4 separate regions of the Homo sapiens genome follow, and regions 1, 2 and 3 are each linked to region 4. A link is an interaction called in ENCODE POLR2A ChIA-PET data of the cell type or tissue named here. Cell type or tissue: HCT116. All regions are shown on one strand. Each heading gives the region's core, and the rest is flanking DNA. Links, peaks and the distances in the headings are about the cores only.

Evidence for each region. ChIA-PET counts read pairs that join two places held together with the same protein. Peaks named below come from ENCODE experiments on the same cell type or tissue, not always from the same donor. Only the 100,000 strongest peaks of a DNase experiment are listed, where the experiment ranks them.
Region 1: POLR2A ChIA-PET joins it to region 4 with 13 read pairs; 5 of 35 experiments call an interaction of 5 or more read pairs at or near these places.
Region 2: POLR2A ChIA-PET joins it to region 4 with 14 read pairs; 5 of 35 experiments call an interaction of 5 or more read pairs at or near these places.
Region 3: POLR2A ChIA-PET joins it to region 4 with 10 read pairs; 4 of 35 experiments call an interaction of 5 or more read pairs at or near these places.

Annotation. Positions count from the first base shown.
Region 1 is chr2:181,788,682-181,794,039 of GRCh38, reverse strand. No RefSeq gene overlaps it. Among named protein-coding and RNA genes, the nearest start is that of ITPRID2, 100 kb to the left of the region's middle. RefSeq lists an enhancer at 2,118-3,317. In HCT116, for the core only: no CTCF peak of the experiment used is centred there; DNase peaks (open chromatin) are centred at 2,539, 2,949 and 3,169; H3K4me3 peaks cover 1,043 bases; H3K27ac peaks cover 5,000 bases.
Region 2 is chr2:181,782,413-181,787,770 of GRCh38, reverse strand. No RefSeq gene overlaps it. Among named protein-coding and RNA genes, the nearest start is that of NEUROD1, 100 kb to the right of the region's middle. In HCT116, for the core only: no CTCF peak of the experiment used is centred there; DNase peaks (open chromatin) are centred at 1,860, 3,000 and 4,976; H3K4me3 peaks cover 604 bases; H3K27ac peaks cover 5,000 bases.
Region 3 is chr2:181,816,493-181,821,850 of GRCh38, reverse strand. No RefSeq gene overlaps it. Among named protein-coding and RNA genes, the nearest start is that of ITPRID2, 73 kb to the left of the region's middle. In HCT116, for the core only: no CTCF peak of the experiment used is centred there; no DNase peak of the experiment used is centred there; H3K27ac peaks cover 3,634 bases.
Region 4 is chr2:181,874,421-181,879,778 of GRCh38, reverse strand. No RefSeq gene overlaps it. Among named protein-coding and RNA genes, the nearest start is that of ITPRID2, 15 kb to the left of the region's middle. RefSeq lists enhancers at 2,657-3,243, 2,677-3,876. In HCT116, for the core only: a CTCF peak has its summit at 2,335; DNase peaks (open chromatin) are centred at 2,439 and 2,928; H3K4me3 peaks cover 1,265 bases; H3K27ac peaks cover 3,438 bases.

The sequences.
Region 1 (5,358 bases), core at 273-5,272, 86 kb after region 4:
GAACCCAAGAACTCGATGCTTAGTGTCCATGCTACTAAACTGTCATTGCTTCTTGGGCCTCTCAGCTGACAGATCAGCAAGATATCTGTGTGAATACTAGCCTATACATATGCACATATCTCTAAATATTTCCATATGTGACCATGTTTTAGCTATATGAAGCTAAACATGAATTCATACTGATGCTTCTGACTAATCCGTTACCACGTGGGTTATTCTGGCCTCGTCCCCTTGTTTATCTGTAACCTCTCTTTCCAAAAGTGAGATATCTGACATCTAATACTCATCATCCATTTATTTAATTGTTCAATTTTAGTATATGTGTATAATGGTATTAAAACTTTTATCCCTGTGGGAAACAACTTCATTAATGAGTATATAGTGCTTATGTATAATTTCTTTTGCCATCTTTTTTAGTCATACAGGCCTCACTCATTTCCAGTTACTTAGGTCAGTAACCTTCCCCTATAAAACCTACAGTGAGGTTGTTTCACACATTTGTAATACAGTTACAATCTTTGTCATGTTGGACATTTCATCTTGGGATTCTCCCAACCTCATAAATGATTTTTCTTTAATTTGTATACATTAAGCTCTCCTCTCTCTATTGTACATTTCTATGGATTTTGACAAATACATAGTGACACTTATCCACAGTTATACCATACAGAATAGCTTCATTGCTCTAAAACTTCTCCTGAGCCGCACTTGTTCTGTGCTCCCCTTCTCCCACACCAAACCTCTGGCAATCACTAATTGCTTCCATCTCTGTAGTTTTGTCTTTTCCAGAATGTCATATAATTGGAATCATACTGCATATAGCCTTTCAGACAGACTTCTTTGACATAGCAATATGCATTTAAAATTCATCCATGTCTTTTCATTCCTTGATGGCTCATTTCCTTTTTATTACTGAATAGTACTCCATTGTATGGATGTACCATAGTTTTTTTTTTTTTTTTTTCATTCATTCACCTGGTGAAGAACATCTTGGTTGCTTCCAGTTTGGGACAATTATGAATGAAGCTGCTCTAAACATTTGCATGGCGATTTGGGGGTAGACATAAGTTTTCAATTCAGTTGGGTAAACACCTAGAACAATTGCTAGATCATATGTTAGGACTATGTTTAGCTTCCTGCAAACTGCCAAACTGCTTTCCAAAATGGCTAGACTATTTTGCATTTCTGCCAGCAATCAATGAGAGTTCCTTTTTCCACATCCTCACCAGCAATTGATATTATCTGTTTTTGGAATTTTAGCCACTCTAATAGGTGTGTAGTATAATCTCATTGTTGTTTTAATTTTTAATTTCCCAGTGACAAATGATGTTGATCACCTTTTCATACACTTGTTTGCCATCTGTACATCTTCTTCGGTCTTCCAGTCCATTTAAAAGTACTTAGATAATTTATTGATTGTTAAAGCTATATTTCAAGTTTGTATCACTTTCTTATTAAATATCCTTTCCCAAGAAAAATTTCTAAAATTTGCCACAAATTTGGATTACATGGACAAAACCCTCCATACACTACCAGTTGTGACATTACTGGTAGAAGGAATCTATTTTAAATGAGTATCATGTATATTTAGCAAATTATTTTATTGGTAGTCTACCTATCATCTTAAATACTACTAGAAACTGCCTCTCTTCACATCCAAATATGAAGACAGTGCCCACTATACTTTAGCATACATTACCTAACAATGAAGAAGAGGACACACATATGCCTTAGTAATAACATTGTCTTGCTTTGTGTCCTTGAACAAGTCACTTTGCCATGAGAGGCCTCAGTTTCTTCATCTGTTGTATAATGAGGTGAGTGCAGACAACCTAGAATTCCTTTGACTTTTTTCATTTTATTTTTTACTCTTTTCTACAGTCTCAGTCACTGACCAGAGGCTCATTAACACAGGATTCTTTCCTTTGGCTACCTTTCCTCCTACCACGACCACACTAAATTTTCCTCGTTTAGTTGTTGGTACTCTTTCCAGACCACTCCTTAAGTTCAATATGTACTTTCTCTCACTTTTATTATCTAGAGATCAGTTTCACTTGTTAATATGCTGTGTTTTAATTTTTTCATATCACATCTAATTAGAACTTGTTTTGCTTGAGAGTAATTAAATTTTATGACAGCAAATTAAATACAAGTTGATGGCTTCATGGTTTATCTGAAAATCATCCCAGACTGCTTACTAGAACCTAAATTAAAGTTGTTTCCATCCTCCACTAGGACTCCTTCATGAACAGGATATGTTTCTTGATGAATTTCAGCTTTTGGACTACTCTTTTTTTTTTTTTCTAAAGGATAGATCTGAGAAGCCAAGAAATTGAGCCTGAAAAACAACCCGCCACCAAAGGGTCTTACTCAGGATATATTTGATAAACTCCTTTTTCCTTGTTGTTAAATGTATCCTGTTGCCTTGAAAGAAAGGAGTACGCCTACCTATACAGTGAGCAATTTTCTCTCCAGGGAGTACTTTACTCATTCAAGTTCACCATAGGTCAGGCTAAAAGCAGTCCTGGTATGATTTGTATTTCTCACCACAGTCATCCTTAACTGATTCAGGATGTATGACTAATTAGAAGAAATATACACAGCAGGCACAGTATATGACACACAGCAACCACCTGCATAGGTTGCCATTGTGTTTAAGTTGCACAGATGGCCCCGTGAGTCATTAACTTTTATAAAACGACTTTAAAATCAATGTACTGACAAAGAATGTATAGGACTGTGCATTCAAAAAGTTCAGGTAAGTGAAATGGTAGACAACTGGAAAGCAGTGTCTCCCCCTTACCAAGAATGATTTACAAATCTAAGGATTATATCTTTAAAACCAGAAAAACAAAACTATCTCTAACAGGCAACTCTTCTGTTTGTCTTTTTCAGTCTCACACAGAACTCAAAGCACAGGTCATAGTTCAGGGGCTTGAACGTGTTCACAGCTCCCCTGACTGCATTTGTCTTTTAGTTTGCGTATGATGTTTACCTGGCTGTGGCTGGCCAGACATATATTCCTGGCCTTGTCAGTATCTAAAATTCGATAAATGTTTATTACAGAATTGGAACAAAGAAGAGTAAAAGGGCTTTGAATAAGGGCTGAAGGGGTCTCATCTTTGAGTAACATCTGTGACTGATACCAAGGCATGCCCCAGCAAACAACTGAAAGCAGCTTCCTGTGGGGTGACGTGCTTATCTGATCTGCCCGCTCTGGGTGGGCCCTCAGACTTTAACAGCTAAGGTAGATCCGTATACTCTCGGGTGTAATAATACCTGGAAGGGTTTTAGGTTGGAACTTTATAAAGATGACAAATTTAAAACTAAGGAATAATCTGTATATGCAGATTACTTTAGAGTTAACCCACACATGAAATCAACCACAAGAAAGTCTTCAAGTGTATTACAAGTGCCCCTATCTACTAAGGAATTTGTTCTGTTGAAAAAATAAAATATTCTTTGGTGATTTGGGGGTCTAAATTTCTAAGTTGCCAATGGTTCTACATATTTTTCAGCTGTCCAGTTTCCATTGTTGCTGTTTTGTGGGTCCAAGTCGCTTTTTTCCTACAAAAAATAATAATAAAAGCTCACTTTTCTTAAGGACTTTCCACATTCGCAGAACTCTTCTAAATCCTTTATGTGTATTTTAGCTCATGTTATTTCCTTCTATCATGGACCTTATTACTATTTTTCAGGACATTCTCTATCTCTGAGTCCACAGATGCTCAGTGATAGACCTTAAAATCTGTCGTATCAGCTTCGAAAGTGCAGATAAGGCTTTCCTTCAGTGCTCTCTACTGAATGTGGGTGTGGAGTTAGTGACTGTCTGGGAATGACTGCTCTGTCTGTGTGGCTTTGAAATCTCTGTCTTTCTCTACCTGTGTCCCACTTGCTGATTGCAGGAGTGAACTTCTGGCATGTAACATCTAGAACAGGACGAAGTTGGAAAAGCTTTGTCCATTGCACATGAGCATGGATAACATGACTCTTTCTGTGAAAGATCAATAATAATAGTGCCACATGAGAAGAATCATGATTACTCTTGTAGGTAACTACAACAAAAATCTACTGTTGGCAATTAGTCATCTACTATTTTGGACCCATCACTTGTACAAGGTATATATGTACTGTCTGGTACCTAGTTTAGCTGCATTGATTCATTTTTCACTTCCCATCTCTTAAATATATTTTGCATAGATGGCATTCTGGATAACAAAGAGTTTCTATATGTCTCTTAGGGTAAATGACATTATTGGTGTACAGCTTATTCCATGTAGAAGGATTCTATACTTGACAATGGAGATCTCATTTTACAATCTGTGTATCTTCTTTAGCAAGCACCCAGTTTAGAAATAATACAATTACTAATTTAAAATGATTAATATTTGAGTCCTTACTGCGCTACATACTTCATATTTGTTATCCCCCTTAATCTTCACAGCCTTCCCATGAGATAGATCCTATCCTCAATCCAATTTGACATACGATCAAAGTCTGAATTGAATTGATGATGTTAAATAACTCAACTGTTAAGAGTTGAAAACAGGTCTGCTGACTCTAGAATTCAGTCTTTACCATTATAGCTGTATGTTCCAGATAGTATTCATGCTAACAAAACAAAATGATTCATTTGTTAGATGAAGGAAGATCCTAACATTCTTTCTCCCTGTTCATGTAAAATGACTAAGGAAAATGGAGAAAAACAAAAGAAATCCTTGGTCTTCAGCAGCAGCAGAGCTCTTACAGGTTTTCCAGGCTGTGTATAAGTGCGGCTGAGCAGTAACATTGAAAATGTTGCTTTGAGCCAAGGGGATAGTTTGAGTTTCACCACCTATCATACTAACTTGTACTTAGAAGACACTCAATAAAACATTGAATTGAATCCAAATATGTTCACCAGAACAGCTAGCCTCAGTAAGGAAGGGAAAGGTGACAGAATTACCTAACCTTTGGATCATTTTATGGTTTGCAACCTGCTTTTCAAAACCATGTGTGTAACAGTACTGCGCTTGGGCTATCCCTGCTTGATGGTATTACTAGTGCTACTGTGTTACTCTTGCACTACATCCCCTTTTTTTCAGGCCTCACAGTGGTGCATGATACAGACAGGACAGATATTATTCATGTTAGTAATAAATACTAATGTCTTTAGTAGTACACATATTTAATTATGTATAGTGGATATTTGATTCCAATAATTTTGAAGATTGAAAACTGACAAGCCGAGAGGGGTAGTGGGCAGTTTATACCTCATTTTGCTCTGGGAGAATTGACTTTGGTGAGCTTTTAAAATCTTGAAGATATAGATGGAAACCCATATTTTCAGGAATCTCTGGATTATAAAAATTTAACCCA
Region 2 (5,358 bases), core at 199-5,198, 92 kb after region 4:
ATGATCCCAGAAGCTGTGGGAGTGTGTAAGGAACTCTGCAGTCCAGTTGGGTCTGTGAATCCTAAGTAACCACCACTGATAATAGCTGTTGGTTACTTTGTATTAGACTTATATTATTTCCAGGCCTTCAAGGAGATCTTGTTAAACTCACAGACTGGTGTCACCTGCGCTAAGAGGAATTAGAGCCCTCCCTAGTGCTGAAGAGGTATCAGTGGTGATCACTTCACCTCAGACAGGTCTACCCCAGCATCCACAGGCCTGGGCAGGAGCACAGAGGAGACTTGCATACCTATGTCCAAATATTTAAATGTTATAAATCAAGCTACCTAATTTCCTGGAATATGTCTCATCCTCTACCTTGACAAATCTCTCTTCATAATGACTTGAAGGACAGTTGAAATTTAGAATTCTCCACCCCCTCCTCTCTCTCCTGCCGACACCCACAGCCTTCTTTTTCCATGCTCACTCTCTCTGTCTCATATGAGGAAGGGCCTTGCTCACCATGTGTGGATATCCCAGGTCATGCTTCCAAGCTCCACACACACTCCCACAGAAAACAGTCACCTTTTGCTGCACTTTGAGCCCCCAGAGTTGCACACTGGCATGTGTTAGCCTCAGAATGAAGGGCCTTAGAAGTCCTTCTAAGCAGAAGAGTCTTGAGTCCTTGGTACCTAGAGCATGGTCTAGAAAAGGGGAAGTAAACCCAATGGATTTCACACCCCATGGAGAGCAGCATGGCTGGAGGAAGGTTGAAGCAAGCACCTTTGCCCAGTTCTGAGAGCAGGAATGCCTGTAGGGTACCGTTTTCCCAAATGATTACCTCAAAAGTGTGAGCAACAACAGAATCAACAGGGAAATGGAAGAAAGAGATCAGAAGAAACTGTAAGGATTCTATCAGAGATCACGAGATCCCTGAGGAACTCTCAGAAATAGCTGGGGTAAAACTTTGAGAGGAGCTTATTTCAAGCAAATAGACCATTGGAAGGTTCACTCCAAAATTATGATTTGAAAATTAAGGGTTGCACCTTTGGAATATGGATGACCTAGGAGCAGCTTATATTGCATCATTCTTTCCTTACAATGCATTCTCTAGGTAGGAGAAAACAGGCTTCAAGGTAATGAGACTCATTTACAATCACATTTCCACAGCACAGCAGAGTGAGCATTCCGATTTCTAGTCCAGTGCACTTCTGTGTCAAAAATGTACTGAGAAAAGCAGCCAGAGGAGGTCAAGAAAGTTTAGGTCAGGTCTGTTAATGAGAATTCAGCCCAGCACCTTGCTCATGCCTGGACACACGAAAAAATTCTCATTCCACTGATTTCCCTTCACAAACCTTCCTACCTGGCTGATTTTTGCTGTTGAGTTAATTGACTTCCTGCTTGTTGAGGATGGTTTTTTTTATTTTTTATTTTTTAATAGTCTTTCTATTCCCTTTGCCTTATTTCCTACATTGGTGTATTTCTTAATGCTAACTATAATGGAGTTCTACTTTGAGTTAACATCATTATCCCACTTCCCCAGTATGCAGTTACTGACCTTATTTAGAAACTCCTTGCCTCAATCTCGTGACTTGGGAATTTTTCTGGCCATTTTTAATGCTTCTTTCTTATACTGTGTGACTAATCTTATACCCCTAGACATCTACTACACATATACTTTGCATTTTCAATGAAATTTTAAAAGGAGTCAAGAACATACATAACCTATTGAGCACCTAAATTGTGCTTGACACCTTTATCTTCATAGCAATCCTCCATGATAAAAACAATAAAGCAGAGATAGCATTCTACCTGGAGGGGTGAGGAAACTGGCAGAACTGCTTAAGGCCAGTAATGGTGAAGCTAGGATTTCAGCCTCAGTCTGACTCATTCCATGTCCTTTTTATTAGGCTAGGCTCCTCCTGTGTTTTGTAATACAGTAATTTATTGAGCATGTTTTTTCTGGAAGAAATAAATCATTATTTATAGTTATTACTCTCTGACCCATAAAGTGTGGTTGTCCTGAAAATGTTAGAGCTAAAAAGAGTATTAGAACGAATGTCTAGTCTGATACACTTCTTTTATGATCCAGGAAAGAGGAGCTTAGAGACATTGAATGATTTGCTGAAGATCTTGCAGTCAGTTGTATATAACCTTAGACCCTTGTTCTCTGAACTCTTATTCCAGTTTGTTTGTTGGTTTCCACAAACATTTTTAGGGGCCTATATGAACCCAATTTGCCAATCCTGAAAATTTAAATGTATAATGTTCTCTGTATCACCATTTTTTAACCTTCCCATTTCAATAATAAAACCCAATATTCTCTAAATGACAGTTTTATAACTTGGAATTACAAGTCCACAACTAAAATTTAGAAACTGAAAAAGTATATACAGATATAGTGTTTCCTTTTAAAATGTAAATGAAAAGTTATTAGTATTTTGTTATCAGAAGACTGATAAAGTCTAGGATATTTTTAAAGGTACAGTACTTGGGTTTTAAAAGAAAACCTTTACTCCATTACTATTCCATTAATAACTATATAATTGTCCTATGAATAAATTACTGAAATGAATTATGGTACCTGCTGTGATTTATAAAACAAAAGATAAAGTGTGGCAAAATTTACTTAACTTCAATGATGGGAAGTAATTGCCGGTAATACACTCAAATAGAACACCTGCCTCCCAGTAATACACTCAAATAGAACAGCTTATGAACCATAGATCAGAAGGCTAACATGTACAGGATCAAAATGAAAGTACTAGGTTAAAGTAGTGAATTGACATTCATTCGTAGTTAAATCTTGATTCTCAAGCATGCTGCTGTTTCTACCACATCATTATCAGACAATAATTGTCACGTCAAAGAAAATGGGTGGGGTGGGAGGGTTGCGAGGGAAAAGGCTCTATCCTTGCCATTCCTGGGGGTGATTATGCCATAAGGAATTTCATAACAAACTAAAAGGATTAAGGTTAAAAGAAAAACAGCTCATCAAAAAAAATTATATGTGTGGGACCACACACATTTTCAAAGCAGTATCTGGCTTATTATTCAGTGTTGCTCAGGCATAATGTTAGGATTCTTACATGCCGGGAGCCAGAAAACTCAAAGGTTAAATCAACAGCCAGCTGCTATAGCTTAATCATGTGCCTGGTAACAGGAGCAGTAGGATAGATGTTAAGGAGTTTCACTACCTACCCACCTACCTAATCACTTATCTCTGTATCTATCATTATACTTGCTTTACACTGTGTGTAAATGTATGAACAGCCCCACATTCCAATATTTACTCAGTTTACTTTGGGAATAATCATAAAACAATTATGCTATTATAAGACTGCTTACATTTTTAAAAATTTGGTTAAGTCAACAAATCCTCAAAACAATTCTTTTCATGAATATACCATATTTTTTTCCTTTTTGAAAACACAATTATTCTCTCTTGGGAAGGTAGCAAAACATTTCATTCTATGGATATGTGTGAGATTTTCTGGTGATATTAATGACCAAATGTAATTGTAGAACTCTTTATTTTATAAGAATAGCATAGCGCCCTGACACAATATACCTAGTTATATGGCCTGAAGTTTTAGAGAAGTCACTACCCTAACATATCACTGATTTGAATTAATTATAGGCAGAGAAGGGAATCTCAGCATAGTGTACAATATGAACTAGAAGAAAGTAAATGTATAGCCTTTTAATATTCTGGGAAAATATACACGTTAGATGATAACATAGCCTTGGCCTCCCATCAAAAAAAGTCTGTGACCTGCTTGTCCACAGCTACTCTCACCTCTCTTTAACTTCCCTGCTGTTACAGGGGAGGAAAGGATTCCCCCTCCTATCTAAGCCCAAATTCCTCCATGTGTCTTGTGAATCCCATCTGTGATCACCTTCTATATAGACTTTGCACTATTATCTCTACTCTCCCCCTCACTGTATCCTCAAACTCATTTCCTCTCATTAACTCTCCCCCTTAACATTCCCTTTCAACAGCATTTAAACTTGCCTAAGTCTTTTTCATCTTAACACACACACAACCCTCCTGTCCTGCTCTCCTTCACAGCCAAACTTTGCAAGGCTTGCTATCTTGAATTTCTTTCTTCCTTTTACAAAATGTATTAAAATATTTCAAATATGTATATACTTCTTAACCTACTTCAATCTGAATACCACTCTGCCTAAACTACTCTTGTTTAAGTCACCAGTGACCTTTGTGTTGCTAACACCAATGGCCAGTTTCAATCTGGATCTTATCTGACATCTTCTCAGCATTCAAAATGGGGAATGTTCTCTTCTTCTTGAAATAGCCCCCTTCTCTGGCTGATATGCCACTTCCTTTCCTGGCTTTTCTCTGTCTTCTCTATTTTTCCCTCCCAGTCTCCTTTAGTATCTCTTTCTCCTCTAGTCCATTTTGAATGATGGGACACCTTGGGGAACTGTTTGAAGTGCTCATCTTTTCTCACTCACTTCCTAGGCACTCTTAACCACTTCTGTGTTTCATGTACCATTTGTATGCAGATAAATTTCAACATATATACCCAGCCCAAACCTGGACTCTGAAATCCATAATGATACATCTGATTGACACTTCAACATCTCCACTTACATATGGCACAGACAACTGAAACTCAATATGTCTAATTCTGAAATCCGTTTTGCATCCAAACCTCCTTTCTGCTAGTGTTTCCTAATGAAAAGTGCACGACTTATTCCCTATTGCACTTGCCAGAAACCAGAGAACAGGGTTGGACCAAAACCCAGACAATAGCAAACCATTTGTTCAACATTTATTTAGTGGGTGTATTAGTTTCCCAGGGCTGCCATAACAAATTATCACAGACTTCTTGTCTTAAAACAACAGAAATTTATTCTCTCATAGTTCTGGAGGCCAGAATACTGAAACCAAGGTGTCAGCAGGGTGAGTTCCCTTTGAAGTCTGTAGGGAAGAAAGGTTCCTTGACCTTTCCAGCACAGGAGGTGGCCCCAGGCCTTCCTAGGCTTGCAGCTGTATAACTCTAATCTCTGCCTCAATCTTCACACAGCATTCCTCCCTGTGTCTCTGTTTCCTTTACTCTTCTTATAAGGACACCAGTCATTGGACTTAGGGCCCACCCTAAACCTAGGATGATTCTATCTTGACATCTTTAACTAGTTACCTCTGCAAAGTCTCTTTCTAAATAAGGTCATATTTTAAAGTTCCAAGTGACATAAATTTTGGGAAGGGCACTATTCAACTTACTACAGTGGGAGTAGAAAGGAAAAATTTCATAAGTGAAAAAATATAGATAGAAACATCCTCATTTCCAGTGGCCAAAGCAAGAAAATATTCTGGGGGGAAAATGACAAAACTCATTTATTTCACAGTTTCCA
Region 3 (5,358 bases), core at 100-5,099, 58 kb after region 4:
TTTTGTAGAGAGAGGGTTCTCCTTATGTTGCCCAGGCTGGTCTCAAACTCAAGGGCTCAAGCAATCCTCCCACTTTTCAGCCTTCCGAAGTGCTGGGATTACAGGGGTAAGCCACTACACTCAGCCTGACCATGTAATTTTCCTAGCAGCAATGGGGTGACATGGAAGGACCAATGATAACAAGAGAAAGATAAAATCCCAAATTCCGCCTCCCCTCAAAAAACTCAAAAGTAAGTTATACAGGTATAAAGAAATCTAGGTCCTGAAGTTGGCAGTTCTTTCTTGATTTTTAACCATAGCTGCTTTTTTTTCTTGAAACTTCTCCATAGTGCAAATGACAGTTTCCATGTCTTAAGTCTGCCCACAAAGTGGTTTCCTTATTAAATCTATCAAAAAATGATTGACAGCAACAAGTTTAGGTTTGATTTCTTGAAATGGACCAAATTTGCAAGTTTTTCACTGGCATCCCTTTCCAGACACTAATAAACGAACATACTATTTAAGTCTGCCTCAAAGAGTGGAATGCCATCTACAAGTATGTGTTTATCAGTGTGGGAAGGGACCTTGCTTATTCTGACAGTTTGGAAACTTCACTAGAATGCTACCATAACACCTGCTCATATCTCGCATTTTCCCAATCACCCTGTGGCTTTCTGTCTAAAGCATACTACACTTTCTTCTTTCAGACTTTGAAAGTTCAATTCAGAATCATTTCACTGGCTCTGTGAATAAGTTTAACAAGGCTGTATTCAGCCTCTTGTTATCTTCCCATTAATTATGTTCCTCAGAACACAACAGGCATAAGAATTTAAACCATCAACTTTAACTTCTGAGATGCTTTCCTTTCACAAATTAGTGTTTCTCAAAAGGAGCTGTAAAAATAGTGACACTGACATTCTAGAAAAACAAAGCAGCTACCTTTCTTTCAACAGTTCTCTTTGAGCTAGGAGATACAATTTTACATCTATATTTACCTCCCAAACTATATTTCAAAGCACTACTTTAAAGAGAGCTGGTATTCTTTGTCCTAAAGATGATGAAAGATAGAGTCAGTTGTTGAGGAACATATATTTTGGGAATGATAGCGGGCCCTAATTAAAAACAAGCAAAAAAGCACAGAAATTTGAATGATGACCATATATAAATGATGAATCTTTAGCAGTTCTTAAAATTTTTCCCTTACCAGCAGGGCACGGTCGCTCATGCCTGTAATTCCAGCACTTTGGGAGGCCGAGGTGGGTGGATCACCTGAGGTCAGGAGTTCGAGACCAGCCTGGCCAACATGGTGAAAACCCGTCTCCAATAAAAATACAAAAATTAGCTAGGCGTGGTTGTACACATCTGTAATCCCAGCTATTTGGGAGCCTAAGGCAGGAGAATCCCATGAACCCTGGAGACAAATGTTGCAGTGAGCTGAGGTGGCAACACTATACCCCAGGCTGGGTGACAGAGTGAGACTCCGTCTCAGTAAATAAATAAATAAATTTTCCTTGACCATTTAAAGCACTTTTTGGAAATGGAAACCACAGTCTGCTGACCCATTTATCCAGTCCCTTTTTATTATCTGTGCCCACCACTATCATTACATAGCATGTGACTAGAGATTTATTTCCATATAGCAACTGGCAAAATAAGCAGATCATATTCACACACTAGATGTTTATGGACTCTTTATGAGTGAATGTCTCTATGATATATCTTGTAAGAGTAGAAAATATGAGACATGGCTTCTGTCCTCAAGGAGTTTGTAGGTAAATAAAAGAAGTAACACTGACATAAATAACCATGCTATAAGAAAGAATCCCTTTAAACATCTGTTTTATTTCAATGTAGAAAACAAAAGCACATTCCTAGGTGAAGTTTAAGTGAATCACATAAGAAGGGTACCCTTTGGTCTTCTTCATAGCCATTTCACTTTATTTGGTCCCTTTTCTATTTCCTGCACTATCTGCCCCTCCTCAACACCCTCCCACAAACAAATACAAGAACAAATCCTAAAGATTTCTAACGGCAGATGCATCAGAATTCCACACAGGTACCTTGTCTGAGGCTCTTCCCATGCTAAGCACAAAATAAAGTGTACTACTAACTCAGATACAAATCTTATGCCTTATTCCTCTAAAAGTGTTGTATATCTTTAATCTTAACACAGGATATCAGTAGAGATTGTTTATTAAAAGAGGAAATTGAAACACACAGAGGCCATTAGCCCACATTTTAGATATTCCATTAATTATGAGGCTGGCATTAGAATCTTTTTTTCCAAAAGGAATTAGGCTTTGTTCCTAGTTCTGGGGTAGCTAGGAATTACTATTACTAATTACCCCATCAGGGGACTGAAAAAAAAAAGCGATCAAAGAGTTTAGGGATATACAGTATCAGGAAACAGTCCCTGCTTTACCTCCTCAGAGTTCAAGCTACCCCAAGGTGAGGAAGTAATGACGAGAATCCCTCAGGGCTCTTCCCTGCCATGAGCTGGGAACACATAGCTGATACTGGAGAAGCCAATGATGTGTACAATTTGGATCCAAAGCCCCATTTTCCAGTTCTACTTCTCTGATATATTTTTCCCCCTTTAGTACTACAGATTTCTTAAATCAGAGATTATACCACCTTCCTCGAAAGTATACTTTTGCTTCTAACTCAGAGCCCCACCTTCATTTCAGATCTTTCTTTTCTCTTTTCCCCTGCTCAGAGGCCCTATTATTCATTCCTCCTGAATCTTTGCCATACTATAGGCCTTTATAAAACAAGCTGTGGGGAAGTGTGGTGCCCAGAGACAGAAAGAATTTAAAATGATACAGTATAAGCTGCCCTTTCAGGCTTTATTTACTTTTCACATCCTATGTTCACTTCTGACAGTGAAGGGCAACCATTTCCTTAGTATATCAATCAACCAAAAACAATACATCAAAGCTCTGACTATGTTCCAGGAACTGTCTAGCACATTATCTCCTTAATGTCTAGAGAAAATACCTACTGAACCTCTTCCCACACTTTATATGGTCATCCTTCTCCCTTGTTATGGCACTCTGATCTTTTTAGTCTTATACTTTTCAATATAGAAAATTCTACTTAAGAAAATAAAATGGAAAAAATATTTTCAATGAAGCTTGTGTATTCATAAAATATCAGGATCCATAAAAGTATTCATAAAACATCCGGGATATTAGCTTTGTTAATACCATCCATGGTTTCATACAACAATATTTTCTTCAAAGTTATCCTAAAGAACAATAGTGAACAAGATCCTAAATCCTCAAGTAAGCACTAAATGAATACACATATTCAAAACAAGAACTGGTGAAAGGGCATTTGTTTTCATAGAATTTCAAATCCTAGTCAATTATGTTAATAATACCAAAGCTTTTGTAAGAAAGAAATTCTTATTCAACATCTCTTTTCACCAGGAAAAAAACCCAGCTAACAAAAACCATAAGCAATAGCATTATGCCTTATTTACTGCCAAAGAAATTGTTAAGTGACTCTTTTTAAGCCAGTAAGTTATTTCCAAGTCAAGTCTGTTCTTTATAGAGTTCACTACACAAGATAAATCTTCACTGTACTGAATCCAAACATTATCAAAAATTCTACATTGAACAGTAAAACAAAAGGTCAAAATTGAGAGGAACCAGCCCTGGTTCTTATCATTATTTCTTCATGATTCAAGCTAATGGGTTTTTTTAATTAACCGCTGGTTTTTCTGTATGTCCATTTTGGCAATGACTTCTCTGAGGGAAAAATAAAGCTGCTATTTGAAGTATTAGGAGTGGGTCTAAATTCACTAAATTCTTTAGTTCTTATTCTGTTGAAATATTCCTTCTCACCAATTGGATTCACTTTGAAAACTCTGATCCTGTTGTAATGTACATATCATTGGCAATTATCTGCAAAATTTTTCCAAGAGGAGAGCTGGCCTTCAATCCTTAAAGCAGTATCTCTTCAAGATCCAGAAAGGCCAAATGCAGGATTTCCCACATCCTGAAATGTGATTCTTTTACTATCTCCTAGATATAGCTTGCTAAACTTTCTGCCAAGATTTACCTAGCAAGTTTGAGAAGAAATTAGAACTTAGAGAAGAGAAGGCTGAGGAACAAGGACAGAGTAACTGAAAGCAGAGTATTACAGCACAGGCCACTCATTTCCAGTCATCTTACAAAGAATGTGCTAATGATATTCCCATTATCAGTGTTTCCTTAGTATATCTGGTTACAATATTATAATCATCTACAGGGCAAAAATAGGGCTTATAGGGTTCTATTAATTCAGTCCTTAATACCATGCCAAAATTGCCATATAATAGATGCTTTCAGGTAATGCCTGCTATAACCTAATGGAGCCAAACACATCACAAATTAGGAGAGTAACAAGCAAATTCCATTTAATTTGTTTTTACAAATATAGGAATTGAATGACAGAGTTTTGTATGAGTCATGGCCACACACAAACTCCAGGTCTCCCTTCTAAGGTGTCCCCAGCTCAAAGCCAAATTGTACTGGAAACTGTTTTGCCTCATCTTTTGGTAACTGCTCCCACACAACCCCTGTATTGGCAGAGCGTACATTGCTGTTCCTTTCTTTGACCACTCTCCTTTCTCCTCTAATTTTTCATTGCCATTTCCAGAGAAAGCTGTCAATAATCCCGAGTTAAGAATGTCTCCCTTCTTTGAAGTCTTAATAGTCCTGTATAAAGTCAATAGCCTTGTTAATATGTATAGTTATGTCTATACCACAAACACAATTACATACAGTGTTCTACCTAGGTTGTGTGGGATTAATTTCCCCAGCTAGACTAGAAGTACTTTAAAAGCAGAGTCTACCTCTTATCATTTTCATCCTTCGTGTAGTTTCCCCATTGATGGACACATAAGGAAATAAATAAAGCCTTCCAAGTTCCCATACATTGCCAAATTCTAGACCTCTCTAGTATCATGTCCTCCTGTGTTCTGCCCAGATACAGATCTCACTCTGGACACTCTTTTCTTACTCCCTGTTTTCTCCCTGCACAGTAAAATGCTCATGTTCTTGGAGCTTTAGTTGATAAGTAGTTATTCTAATAATCATCATCCTTGACTATGGTGTTTTAACAGTGGCCAGCTAAAGACAAGGCCCCTATCTGTCTAAACTGATAATGACCAAAGATCATGGCAAATCAGTGTTCAAAAGATCTGGAGACATGGGGGATTTTGAAATCCCTAAACTTACATAAAGTTGGTGGTCAAGTACACCAGCTGGGTATAAGCCAAGATTTAGGCCCCACATCCTGATCATTCAGCATATTGTCTCTTCTAGTTACTTCCTTTTGCTTCAGGGAGGCTCTTATGTTAAGTGTTGATCAAGAATGAAAAAGGTCATGCTG
Region 4 (5,358 bases), core at 93-5,092:
AAGTAAGCTATTCCAAACCTACTGAGGCAATAATCATCAATGACCTCTAAAACACCAAATCCAGTGGATACTTTTCAGCTCTCATTTTATAGTATTCTCATAGCTTTTGGTAGGATTGACTCCTCATCTAATTTCTTTCTTGACCTTACATTTTAGGATTCTCCTACTTCTGAGTCTCCTTCATTGGCTTTTATTCTTCTACCAGCTTTATTGTTCTGAGAAGAGCTCTCTCTTAAGTTCATACACTCTTCTGGGTGAGGAGAGAGTGGTAGGAAGTAAGCGAGGCAGAGGAGAACCACTTGAAAGAACAGAGATCATTTGCGATGCTTAGCAAAGGGATGCCATGGGCTGACTTATGTTTTAAAAGACTAAATACTATGTGTAAAATAAACTAATGGGGTTGAGATAGAGGTAGAGAAAAAAAACAAGAGGATTATGAAATAATCTAGGATTGTACCAGAGTGGGAGCTATGGAAATGATAACTGATGAGGATTATGAAGATAAAGTCAATAGGATTTGTTTATTCATGTGAGGTGGTATGTCAAAGAAAGAAAGGAATACAGAAAGAATTTTTTTTTGAGATGTGCAACTAGAAGACTGGAGTAAGAAGACTGAGATGGTTAAGACTTCCAGTGGAGCAGTTTTCAGGGAAACAAAAGTTTGTTGACTATGTTAAGTTTGAAAAGCCTGTTAGGCATTCAAGTAGTGATACTGAATGGGCAGAAGGATACAGATACAGAGTTGCGAGGAAAATTTTGGACTGGAATATAAATTAAGGAGTCATAAGCATATAGATGGTATCTAAAGCTGAAAACTAGTTGGGGCCACCAGGGAGGGGTTGGTGAAGAATGAAAAGAGGAGATGTCCAAGGATAGTGTCTTGGGTATTCCACAATTTAGAGGCAGATAAATGAGAAGATCCCAGCAAAGGAGGCTGAGAAAAATCAACTAGTGAGGTAGGAAGAGAACGAAGAGAAAGTGTTGTCCAGAAGATGACTGTAAAAAAGGGTTTTAAAGAGAAGGAAATGATCAACACCACCATCTTCCTGAGAAGTTAAAATGAACACTGAGAATTAACCTCTGGATTTGGCAATATAGATGTTTATTGCTGACTTTGGCAATAAATGTGGTGAAATCATGAAGAAGGACACCTTGATTAGAGTGGGAATCTGTGGGCTGGTTCCTTTTAAGAGAGAGAAATAGGAAATAGCAGGGGTATTCAAAATAAAACAATGAATTGGCTAACAGAACAAAAGAGCCGGAAAGCCATTATACAAATATATGGCTATTCAAAATCACAGATGTCTATACTTGGCTAAGCCTGAGAAAAAGCAAAATTCTGAAGTTTTGACCCTTCTGAGTTAATTACCAGTTAATTGTAGTGTTAGACATTCTTACTTATAATTTCTCATTAATGCAGTAATGAGGGAGGTAAGATAGAAACAGCAAATGTAGACAGGCATATGTATAATATATATGTGCGTACGTGTATACACACATACATACACAAACATATATACACATACACACACATATATACATATACACACATATATACATATACATATATACACATACACACATATATATCATATATACACATACATATATACACATACACATATATACACATATATACATATATACACATACACATATATACACATATATACATATATGCATATATACACACATATACATACATATATACACATATATACATATATACACACATACACATATATACACATACACACATACATACACAAACACATATATACACATACATACACAAACACATATGCACAATAAAAGGAAGGATGGAAATAGGAAAATAGCTAAAAGAAATGTATGATTGAAAAAGGATTTTTTATTATTTTTTGTCAGGGATACATGGGAATAACATATGTTTATTAGCTAAAGACAGGAACAAATAAAGACAGGTTAGATATTTGAAAAGATAAGATCTTGAGGAGAAGAAGAAAAAAATTAACTTTAGAAGGTCTTTTTTTAGATGGAAAGGAGATATAAATGCACCAATGTGCTTAAATTTTCAGGGGGAGATAATTTAAATGCATTCACACCTAATGTCCTATATGTATTCTAAGAACTAGGCCAGATAATCTGCTGAAGTGATGGAGCCTGAGCTGTTTGGATAACTTAAAAGGGTAAAGATTTTGAATAGCTATTATTCAAAATGGAAATAAAACTACAAGGAAGCAGTAAAATATTCATTTATTCAACAGTTAAGCACCTTGTAAAGATTAACTCGTTTGCTCACAGTAACATACCTGTGAGATATGTTCAATTATTCTTTTTGCAGAAGAAGAAAATCAGGCACAAAGTGGTCATGCTATTTTCCCAAAGGCACTCAGCTAGTGGAGGAGCCAGGAACTGAGCTTCATGCTCTGAACCACTTTGCAATGCTGCCTCCTAATTGTTCAACATTCTAAAAGGCCCACATGTCAATGATATGAGTTTATTAAGCAGATTTAGGTACATAGGTGTTGAATTTCAAAAGACCAATGTTTTAAGATTCATCCAGGATAGGAGTTCAGAGGTTGAATGTGATAGAAGTTCGAGATATGGAGGAAAATGAGGGCTTAGTTGTTGAGATAATCCACAGAGTGCAGACTGCTTGGAAGAGAGAAGGCAGGAGTGAAGCAAGTGGGTTTGTAGAGGCGCTCAAATACTTGGTTCTTTGCTATTTTCCTAAGGTTTTAAATTCCTTATGAGGTCAGTGGGCTAGCCTGATAGAAGTAAGGGGCAGTAAGATCGTTGAAAGGGGCAGGAGCTTAGATTGCAACACAGGATTTTGAAGTGTAATTGTAGGAGGTGAAGAATTACTGGATGACTAGGTAGCACTGGGGTGTGGCACTGGGAGAACACTGACGTCCAAAGGCATTAAAAGCCTCTGTAGAAGAGGAGGTCAAGAAATTATGAGTCTAGGGTGCTGGGTGGGGCATCCCTATAAATACTGAAGTCACAGATGAATCACTCAGGATGAGACAGGAAGGGGTGGAGAAAAGGACTTCAGAGACCAGTGGATTGCAGTGTGAGTCTGATGAGAGAATAATCTAAGATAAAGTAAGTACAGAGACCAGACAGCCATGATGAACAGACTGCAGAGAGCAGTCATACAGGCCTCTCTTTCTTTTAGTCACCTACCTCTCTGAGCTTGATGGGGAAGCCAAAAGTGCTGTGCCACTAAGGTGCCCAAACTGGCAGCATTCCTGAAGAGCTTTTTAACGGGGTTGAACTTTTGAAATGATAAAAGGCTTAAATTACCCCAGAGGTCCAACACATTAACAAAGTAAATATTAACACAGTAATATTAATATAGTAATATTAACACAGATTAGTTCAGCCCATTTAAAATCATTATCACTTAAGTATAAATAGGGGCCTGAAGATAAAGACACATTTTAAAAGGAGGATTAGTGGAAGGAGGAAGGGAACATGGAAAATTAAGATGGAATTTGGCTAGGGGTAATGTGAACAACTAACATATAAGGGAGGAGAAAAGAATGATGAACATGGAGAACTGCTTACTATGTGCCCCGGGAATATTGTGGAAAAGGGGAAACTGCAAATGAGCCGTCTCCTTCCCTCATTTCAGTCTCAATGAAAATTATTTCAGATTCAGTGATAGGGGATTTCCCAGATCTAACAAAGAGTCTCAAAACAAAATATACATTTTCACAGAAGAAAAATAAGGGCCAGAAACTTCTACATAAATACTACAGTCGATAACTTTCTGTCCTTAAATCAGAAGGCAGGGTAAATTATATCCTGTTACAGAACTAAGTACTTAATATTGGCAGAAACTATGTTTTAATCAACAAAAAATCAGATTTGCCTTGGTGATTTATATTGTTGGTTAGCTATCAAACCACCATTCCTCCACCTTCTTCTTTACCAAAAGAATCACTTTTATGCCAGTGGATATTGGCATCTTCACATAACACTAAGAGCTATGGCAGCCATCTCGTGGCCATGAGAGAGGCTGGCCTAAGAAGATAAACCAATATGCTGACAAGGTTCCCACATTTGGAAAACAGAAATGCAGGGCATCCAGTTAAATACCAGTTTTAGATAACAAATAGTATTGCATGGGATGCACCTTAAAATTATGCATTGTTTTTCCAAAATTCAGATTTCAGTGATGTATGTATTTAATCCGGCAATTCCAGTTGGTGCGGATGAAAAAAGAGAAAGAAAGACTCTGGCTCAATGAAGAAGTAATTGAGCTGCTGTATGAGCCAAATCTGGAACTGTCCTAATTCCAAACATTTTAATTAATATTGGGCAAATTTTCCTTGCTGTTAAGCAAGTTCTCTCTGCATTTTCTGTTACTTATAGCCCAAAGTGTACTAACTGACAGAGTTTTATCATCTCTGTCATTGAGCAGGATGATAACATATTGTTCGTCCCTAAGTGTCAACTTAGAAATTATAGTTTGTATTTTCAAAAAATCTCTGTGTAGGTTCTTCAATATAAAATGCATCTATGTTTTAAGAATTCATAATTTTATGTCTTTGTGTAGCACTTCATAAAGATTATTTTTGCAAAATACATAACATGTTGATGTATTCATCTGTATGGTTTGGCTGGATTTGATGATTTCTAAGATCTATTGTAGTTCAGAAAATATTATTGTTACTATAGGACAAATGAGGATATGATATAAAAGATGTAAAGGTGGGGCAGATACTTTCTTAATTGTCAAAGCACTTAACAATTAAGCCTTACCACAGAGATTATCCAATATTAAAATTAATGATATGATAAAAGGCTTTTTTGACAGTAGCCACTTGTTTTAAGAATTAAGAGGGCTATATTTATAACACCACCATCATGAAAAGCAGTAATTCAGTAACTTCTACCTGGTGTTTCTTGAGTTATGAGTAAAAGTTAGAATGTAATCTTTTATCCATATAAGTTTATAGTTTTGCCTCTTAGTATCCCAAAAGAACAAAGTAATCTCAGGCAAAAGAAAATAAGATAAACAATGGAAAATTTTTAGATAATTTTACAGTCTGTGTGGCCCTGGAAGCAATAGAAGTTGACATTTTCTATTCGCGTCCAGAGATTTACCAGAAGCCCAAACCAGGTTTGTGAATACTCTTAAAATTCTACCATTGGTATAACCACAGTGATTCTAGAACAGAGGAAGTTTTACACGAAGTGACTTCTCATGGTCAGTGGGGAAAATGGTCTAAGCTTATAGGCTTATACAGATGTCTATCACAAATGGTGATATACATTTGTGTGCATATCTGTGAGTATGTGTGCACATTTATGCTTGTGAGTGGCCTAGCGGTGGATGTCCCCCCCACACAAGAAGCCTCTCTCTGC